Regions from separate parts of the Homo sapiens genome. Here region 1 is linked to region 2. Evidence: read pairs that join two places in POLR2A ChIA-PET (ENCODE). Cell type or tissue: GM12878. All regions are shown on one strand. Each heading gives the region's core, and the rest is flanking DNA. Links, peaks and the distances in the headings are about the cores only.

Region 1 (4,391 bases), core at 290-4,289, 70 kb before region 2:
CTTGGCTCACTGCAACCTCTGCCTCCCAGGTTCAAGCGATTCTTCTGCCTCAGCCTCCCGAGTAGCTGGGACTACAGGCAAGTGCCACCACCCCTGGCTAATTTTTGTGTTTTTAGTGGAGAAGGGGTTTCACCATATTGGCCAGGCTGATCTCAAACTCCTGACCTTGTGATCCACCCTCCTCGGCCTCCCAAAGTGCTGGGATTACAGGCATGAGCCACCACGCCCGGCCCGATCTGCTTTCTTTTTTCTTTTTCTTTCTTTTTTTTTTTTTTTTTGAGACAGGGTCTCTCCTGTTGTCCAGGCTGGGAGTGCAGTGATGTGATCGTAACTCACTGCAGCCTTGATTTCCCAGGCTCAAGTGTCCCTCCCACCTCAGCCTCCTGAGTAGCTGGGACCACAGCCATGTACCACTAAGCCTATTTTTTTAATTTTTATTTTTAATAGAGATGAGATCTCACTATGTTGCCCAGGCTTGTCTTGAACTCCCGGGCTCAAGCGATCCTCCCACCTTGGACTACCAAAGTGCTGAGATTACAGGCATGAGCCACTACACCTGGCTGGATCCAGTTTCAAGCTCACATTGTTATTGGTAAGATTCGTTTTTTTGAGGGTATCAGAAAGAGAGCCTCAGCTCCTTGCTGGGTATTAGCTGAGCTCACCCTCAGTTTCTTGCCATGTGGGCCTTTCTGGAAGTTGGCTTGCCTCATCAAAGTCAGTAAGAGTCAGTAGACAGAGTCTGCGACTCTGGACCCCCAGTAGACTCTCAATAGAGAGATGGAAGTTATAATCTTATGTAACATAATCACAGAAATTACATCCCATCACCTTTGCTGTATTCTACAGCTTAAAATAAGTTACAGGTCCTGCCCCGACTCAAGGGAGAGGATACCACAGAGGTGTGAACACCAGAGGTAATTGGGCGCCACTGTGTATGTCCGTTGGTATGCATATGTGCACATGTCTATTAGATATAGACCTAGGAATAGAGGTGCTGAGTTGCAGATTCAGCAGATGTTCAGCTTTAAAAGATTCTGACAAACATTTTTCCAAAGCGCTGGTACCAATCTACACCCCCCAGCAGTGCATGAATACTTGAGTCGCAGCACATGCCTTCAAATATTACTCTCCCCTCTCTACTTACAGAAGGAGTTTGACCAGGAGTTCCTTGGAACAGGAGGTCCTAAACCTGGCCCCATGTCAGAATCACTGTTCCTGGGCTGTACCTCCAGACTTTCTGATTGTTGGATGGCTGGGATATAACCTGGAAGCTACACTCCATGTGGTGAAGGTTCTTTGTTGTTCTTTTTGTTTTTCTTTTGAGACAGAGTCTCGCTCTGTCACTCAGGCTGAAGTGCAGTGGCACAGTCTCGGCTCACTGTGACCTCCGCCTCCCAGGTTCAAGCGATTCCCCTGCCTCAGCCTCCCAAGTAGCTGGAACCACAGGCATGCACCACCACATCTGGCTAATTTGTTGTATTTTTAGTAGAGACGGGGTTTCACCATGTTGGCCAGGCTGGTCTCAAACTCCTGACCTCAAGTGATCCGCCCACCTCGGCCTCTCAAAGTGCTGGGATTACAGGCATGGCCCAGTGCACCCGGCCATCCTTTTCTTGTTCACCCAAGCATCCCTGGTGCTCAGAGCAGTACCTGACATGCAGCCAACATTCAATAAGGATTTAAATAAATGAATGAGTTTAGGGGCTGAGCATGGTAGCTCATGCCTGTAATCCCAGCACTTTGGGAGGCTGAGGTGAGAGGATCATGTCAGCCCAGGAGTTTGAACCAGCATAGGCAACATAGACAGACCTTGCTTTTACAAAAAATAAAAAAGTTAGCTGGATATGGTGGCACACACTTGTAGTCTCAGCTACTCTGGAGGCTGAGGCAGGAGGATTGCATCAGCCCAGGAGTTCAAGGCTGCAGTGAGCTATGATCATGCCACTGCACTCCTGCCTGGGTGACTTAGTGAGACCCCCGTCTCTTAAAGTAAATGAATGAAGGAGTTTAGGACTATTGTCCAAGAAGACCTACTGGTGGCCTCAGGGAAGGTGTGAACCACTGAAATTGGGAGGAAGCTTTGATGTGTCTGGGCCTATGTGTATTTTTCTGGAAAGAGGGCCCAGAGCCTTAACCAGACTTCTCCCCAGCAAAGGTTAAGAGCCTCTTTGATTGGACGTGGTCTGGGGTAGTTGATTTATCCTATAAAGAAACAGTTGGGCCTGGGGAAGGAGGCACAGGGGCTGTGTACAAGGCTCTGTGGTGCTTGGCAGGGTTTAGGAAGTGAGAAGAGAGACAGTCTCTGCCTGGGGTGGCTTATAAGCTGACACCCCTGCTCACTTTGTCCTTTGACTTATGGTGGCTCTTTTGGCACATCTAGCCACTGCTTGGCCTCCTGTGCCCTCCCTTGTGTCTGTTTATTGAATAGCAAATTCCAGAAGGCCTTGGTGGCCCTGAGTTTCCATCAACAGCAAGCCAACATGATTCCTACCTTTTGAGAAAGCTGCTTCCAATCAACAGCAGGCCTCCCTGTTGGTCTAGTTTGAGATGACCTCAGCCCTTGTCACCTCTCTGGGTTTCTGGAGGTTTTGTAGCATCTCACTGCCATCTGCATTCTCTTCTCATTTCAACAGTGCTCCTTTTTTTTTTTTTTTTTTTCCTTGAGATGGAGTCTCACTCTATTGCCCAGGCTGGAGTGCAGTGGTGCAGTCTCGGCTCACTATAACTTCTGCCTCCCGGGTTCAAGCAATTCTCCTGCCTCAGCCTCCTGAGTAGCTGGGGTTACAGGTGTGCGCCACCATGCCTGTCTAATTTTTATATTTTTAGTAGAGACAGGGTTTTACCAGGGGTCAGGCTGGTCTCGGACTCCTGACGTCGTGATCTGCCCATGTCAGCCTCCCAAAGTGCTGGGATTACAGGCATGAGCCACCGCGCCTGGCCAACAGTGCTCCTATCTTAGGCATTTTGCTTTTGTTTCAGGTCATCCCCATCGCTCGCTGCTGATCTTCCTTTCTGAGCTGATCAATCCCCTCACGCTGGACATTTCTTCTCAGGTTTCCTCTGAATCATTTTATTTGGTCTAAACATGTCCAGTTTTTCTGCCTTCCTTACAGCACTCAACACAGACTCTCTCTTTTCTCGAGAACAACTGTTCTTTTCTTTCTGATACTTTACCCAAATCCTCACCTTTCACCGTGTTTTCTGACCTCTCCTAAGAACTGATTGTTTTTTGAAACTTAAGTCTCAAAGATTGTCCCTTCTAATCTGGCTCTGAATTTGAATCGTTGTCAAGAAACAAGGGGGACAGTAATGTTCCTGGGTCACTAGGATTCTCAGTAGAAGGGCCGAGTGCTCACCAGGGGCTGAGGGGCTGGGGTTGGAGAGGGAGGGACGTGCTTCCACGTGGGGTGGAGCTTGTGGGGTCAGGAAGGGCTTTGAGAAAAAGGAATCACTTGACCTGGGTCTTGAAGGATGGGTAGGATTTCAGGAGGGAGAGAAGGAAGAGAAAGGCATTGCAGGAGGAAGGAGCAGTGGGAACAAGAGCTGGAAGATGGGGAATGAGGGAGGCTACGCAACCGTGGGACAGAGGGAGGCAGGGCCAGGTGCTGAGACTGCAAACTGAAGGCCACAGTCAGCCTCCATGTTTCTTTGGCTTTCACAGTGTGTTAAAATACTTTCAACTAGTTGATGGAGGATACAGCCTCTTTCTGTGGAGTGATAAAGAGCCTGTATTAGTCCATGCTTATGCTGCTATAAAGAGCTGCCTGAGACTGGGTAATTTATGAAGGAAAGAGGTTTAATTGACTCACAGTTCTGCAGGGCAAGGGAGGCCTCAGGAAACTTACGATCATGGTGGAAGGGGAAGCAAACGCGTCCCTCTTAACATGGCGGCAGCAAGGAGCAGTGCCAAGCAAAAGGGGAAAGCCCCTTATAAAACCATCACGTCTCCAAGAACTCACTCACTGTCAAGAGAACAGCACGAGGGTAACCGCCCTCATGACTCAATTACCTCCCACTGGGTCCCTTCCACGACATGTGTGGATTATGGGAACTACAATTCAAGATGAGATTTGGTTGCAGACACAGCCAAACCATATCAGAGCCCAGTTCAAACTAGCTTCAGCATGAAAGCAAATTAACTGGTTACCGTAAATGAAAAGTCTGCAGGGCTCAAGTGATGTCATCAGACCTCAGTCTCTCTCTGGCTCCTCAGCAATACTTTTGACCACGTGGATCCAACCTCAGACAGAATCTCTGTATAATGGTCCCAGAAAGACTGCTGCAGCTCCAGTCCTTACATCTTCTCAGCTTTGAATCCCAAGGGGATGAGAGAGAATTTTTTCCTAAGATTCTCCCAAAGGCCTCATGGCTTCTCATTTTCTCTGATTGAC
Region 2 (4,391 bases), core at 218-4,217:
CAGCAACTGGGGGTGGGGGATGTGGCGGGGGGTGGAGGAGGAGGGAGGACCCAGCAATCTATGTTTTAACAAGCCCCCCACCCCAGAGGATTCTAACACAAGCTGAAGATGGAGAACCACTCATGCAAGCATTTAGAAAACCTGCCTCTAGGGAGGCCGAGGCGGGCGGATCATGAGGTCAGGAGATCGAGACCATCCTGATTAACACGGTTAAACCCCGTCTCTACTAAAAATACAAAAAATTAGCCAGGCGTGGTGGAGGGCGCCTGTAGTCCCAGCTGCTTGGGAGGCTGAGGCAGGAGAATGGCATGAACCCGGGAGGCGGAGCTTGCAGTGAGCTGAGATCGCAACACTGCACTCCAGCCTGGGCGACAGAGGGAGACTCCGTCTCAAAAAAAGAAAACCTGCCTCCATTTCTGTTTGGGATGATGTAGTAGTTCTGGAAAAAAGACAGTGGCGATGGTCACACAGCACTGTAAATGTGCTTAATGTCCCAGAATTGTACACTTAAAAATGGTTAAAATAGGCCAGGTGTGGTGGTGACTCACGCCTATAATCCCAGCACTTTGGGAGCCTGAGGTGGGCAGATCACTTGAGCCTGGGAGTTTGATACCAGTCTGGGCAACATGGCAAAACCCCGTTTCTACCAAAAAATACAAAAATTAGCCGGGCGTGGTGGTGCGCACCTGTAATCCCAGCTACTCAGGAGGCTGAGGCAGGAGAATCGCTTGAAACTGGAAGGCGGAGGTTGCAGTGACTCCATCTCAAAAAAAAAAAAAGATAAAAAAAAACCCAGCAGTATCCCAGGCACCTAGCTTTACCTTGCCCTGCAGCAGAGGGCCGGGGGAGAGGAGGGAAAGGAGGAAGTTGGCTTGCTCATGGGTCTGTACTCCCAGGCATTCTGAGATAAAGCCCCACGACTCTCAGGTGTGTTTGGCTTGGATTTGGAATGGACTTACTAGAATGGAAAGATTTTCAAAAATAATTATGACAGTAACACCTAAAAATGTATTGAGCATGTACTGTTTTAAGTACATTTATAGTTGAATCTTCACAACATCCTAAAACTATTCTCCCCATTTCGAGAAAGTGAGCCATGGCTCAAGGTCACCCAGATCATTAGGACCATTTGAACTTAAAGCTGTTACTTTAATACAAAGTCATACATGTTTCTCTGTGGGAAACTCAGAAAGTACAGGTTAGAAAAGAGAAGACAGGGAGAAAGGGAATAAAAATTACTTGTAATCTGTTAGGAATAAACATTAGAAACATTATAGTAAATAGTCAAATTTTTATTCTTTGCGTATTAGGGAATTTTGAAATAAAAAATGGACAGCTTCGTAATCTGCCTTTTTACATTGGCACACTAGACTCATCTTTCTATGTCTTTCAGAGCCTTCTGTGTCATTGCCATGTTGAATGGCCATGTGGTGTTCCCCTTGTATAACCTTGTAGAAACCATAGGCTTTTATGGGACATTTGGGTTGTTTCTACAAGAAGACATTTCAACTGGGAAAAAATCTTTTAATCAGGTTGCTGAAATGTCTCAAACTTCCTCCCTGCAATGAGCAGTAACATGGTGGAAGGGCGATCAGCTTTTGGGGGTTGATATTTGCTAATGAAAAGACCCAAGCACCAGGCAACATAGTCTCACGCACATTTATTTCAGGGGCAAACTTTTGGAGGGAAAAGGCTCTCATTTTTATGTGTTGAATCTGAAAATTCTCAACTGAAGACAAAGTAAAAAAAAAAAGTCTCTCAGATTTACCCATCTCACTCCTTAAAAAGAAGAGCTTGATTCCTTGGCAACAAGGAACAAATGTTCCTCAGAATCCCAAGTTATCTCCCACTTCCCAGTTCTGAAGTTACATGCCAGGTAGATCTAGTTAGATGCCAGTACTATTGTTTCTCACCATAGCATCATAGTTCAGAATGAGACTGGCTGGGTTCAAATCCCGACTCCCTCACTTTCTAGCTGTGGGCCCTGTTATTAGCTCACTAAACTCTTGGAGAAGAAGTGCTAAAGATAGAAGCCTGGGTCTCTGAATGACTGTGTGGAGCCAAGACCCCACCTTCCCACCCAATATATGAAAATGTAACTGGAGTGCCTTAAGTCCTTCAGATGTGGGGTAGTTTGCACTGTATGTAGCTAGCATACTCCTGCCTCGGTTTCCCTAACATAGAACTGTTTTGAGCATCAAATGACTTAAGAGTGATGGGAAAGCTTAGTTGCTCCCCACTCCAACTCCAGATATTGACTCTAATAAGGGTAGTCCCCAAATATCTGTAACTTTTATCATGAGCCGGATATGGCTCTGACTCCCAGGAATTCCCCTAAACTCTTCTTGAATATTTTTCAGCCTGAAGCCCTCTTGTGGGAAGCAAGTTTGTCTGCTCCTTTCTGTGAGACGTTCCCAGTCACTGGCTCACCCTGGGAGAGACAGTACGCGTGTTCTAAGCTACCAACAGACTTCCTCAGATGCAGTGAGTCAGTACAAACACACAGGCAAGGTTGAAGAACTCTATGGCCTTCGTCTCTCTTGGCTCAGCCAGGCACAGTTCCTCTTAGCCCAAGACAAAACAGCCTATGCTGTTAAATCAGTGGTTCTACCAGCTTCCAATCATAAAACCAAGGGGCAATAATACATAAAATTGGAACTTATACATTCTGAGTTACAGCTAATTGCAGATGTATCCAAGCTCATTATACATTTATCTACCATTTGTCTGTAAAAGATTGCCTCTACAGTCCTTCCTTCCTTCTTTTCTTCCCCATTCCCCTTCTTTCTTTTGGTGCACAGACCCCTTTGAGAATCTGATGAAAGCTACTGACCTGCCACAGAAAAATGCAGAGATAGAATACTTGACAGAGAATGCTTGACAGACCATTTCAGGTGGTTAGTGGGTCCTTAAAGGTGATTGAGGACCCTCATAGGAGTTATTACAAGTTTGAAATTACCCAACAATTTCATAATGATCCTGACCACTATAATACTTTATTGCTTTGATGACCAGGCAAACATCTAAAAGCAGCATCTAAAAGCATCATTATATGCAGAGACAATTTCTAGAAGTATATACAAGAAATAGCAGATGGTGGCTACGCTCGTATAAGGGACTGGGAGCCTGGAATGAGAGGGAGATGTATATTTTTTCATTGGACATCCTTTTACACCATTTGATTTTTTTATACCATGTGCATATATTAGTTTCCTAATTAAAGAAAAAGAGTTAATGAAAAAGTTATTTAAGTTAAGAACGATCACTACTCATTGTCATTTCCATGCCTGTGATATGGGAAAGGGAGAGTCATCAATGGGGAGGTGGTCAACCTCCTACCAGCAGGGTGAAACCCACATCAGCTGGCAAAGTGAAAGCATCACTCCAGAAAAGACAGATGGTTTCACCGGGTCTTCAACATAGGTCACTGAAGTTCCAAATGGGAGGGGAGGATATTATCAATGTTTCATTAGGTCCCTGCATAGCCCTGGTGCTGGCTGGAGGAACTGGCCCTAACCTCCTAAGTTTAGTCATTTCATATAAAGATAAACATACACTCACATACAAACCCAATAATTCCACTCCTAGGTATTTCCCCAAGAGAAATGAAATCATATGTTGATACTAAAACCTCTGAATGTTTATAGCAGCTTTAATCGTAATCACCAAAAAGTAGACACAATCCAAATATCCTTTTAACAGGTGAAGGGATAAGTAAACTGTCGTCCTGCACATTCATACCATGGAATAAATGCAGTATGGGGAAATCTCAAATGTATTCTTTTTTTTTTTTTTTTTTTTTTTTTTTTTTGAGATGGAGTCTCGCTCTGTCGCCCAGGCTGGAGTGCAGTGGCGTCATCTCGGCTCACTGCAAGCTGCGCTTCCCAGGTTCATGCCATTCTCCTGCCTCAGCTTCCCGAGTAGCTGGGACTACAGGCGCCCGCCACCACGCCTGGCTAATTTTTTGTTTTTTTAGGAGAGACGGGGTTTAACCATGTTAGCCAGGATGGTCTCGATCTCCTGACCTCGTGATCTGCCCGCCTCGGCCTCCCAAAGTGCTGGGATTACAGGCGTGAGCCACCGCACCCAGCCATTTCAAATGTATTCTACTGAGTAGAAGCAGCCAGACTCCAAAGGCACCATACTGTATGATTCTATTTACGTGATATCCTGGAAAGGGCAAAACTATAAGGACAGAAAAAAGATCAGTGGCTGCTGGGGGGTGGAGACAGGAAAGACTACAAAGAGGCAGCAGGAGAGTATTTTGGGGGGTGATGGAACTTTGCTACATCTTGATTGTGGTGGTGGTTACATGATTGCTTGTGAGTCAAAACTCATCGAACTGTGTTCAAATGGAAAATTACATACATATATATAAAATACAATGCTGG

What was found. ChIA-PET counts read pairs that join two places held together with the same protein. Peaks named below come from ENCODE experiments on the same cell type or tissue, not always from the same donor. Only the 100,000 strongest peaks of a DNase experiment are listed, where the experiment ranks them.
Region 1: POLR2A ChIA-PET joins it to region 2 with 5 read pairs; 5 of 35 experiments call an interaction of 5 or more read pairs at or near these places.

Annotation. Positions count from the first base shown.
Region 1 is chr1:15,236,518-15,240,908 of GRCh38, reverse strand. It overlaps a transcript of FHAD1 not described here. Among named protein-coding and RNA genes, the nearest start is that of FHAD1, 8.5 kb to the left of the region's middle. In GM12878, for the core only: no CTCF peak of the experiment used is centred there; no DNase peak of the experiment used is centred there.
Region 2 is chr1:15,166,747-15,171,137 of GRCh38, reverse strand. All of the region lies in intron 1 of TMEM51 (transmembrane protein 51), which reads right to left. The region is part of intron 2 of TMEM51-AS2 (TMEM51 antisense RNA 2); the gene reads left to right. Among named protein-coding and RNA genes, the nearest start is that of TMEM51-AS2, 2.7 kb to the left of the region's middle. RefSeq lists a silencer at 2,441-2,510 and an enhancer at 3,402-3,571. In GM12878, for the core only: no CTCF peak of the experiment used is centred there; a DNase peak (open chromatin) is centred at 2,437; H3K27ac peaks cover 1,196 bases.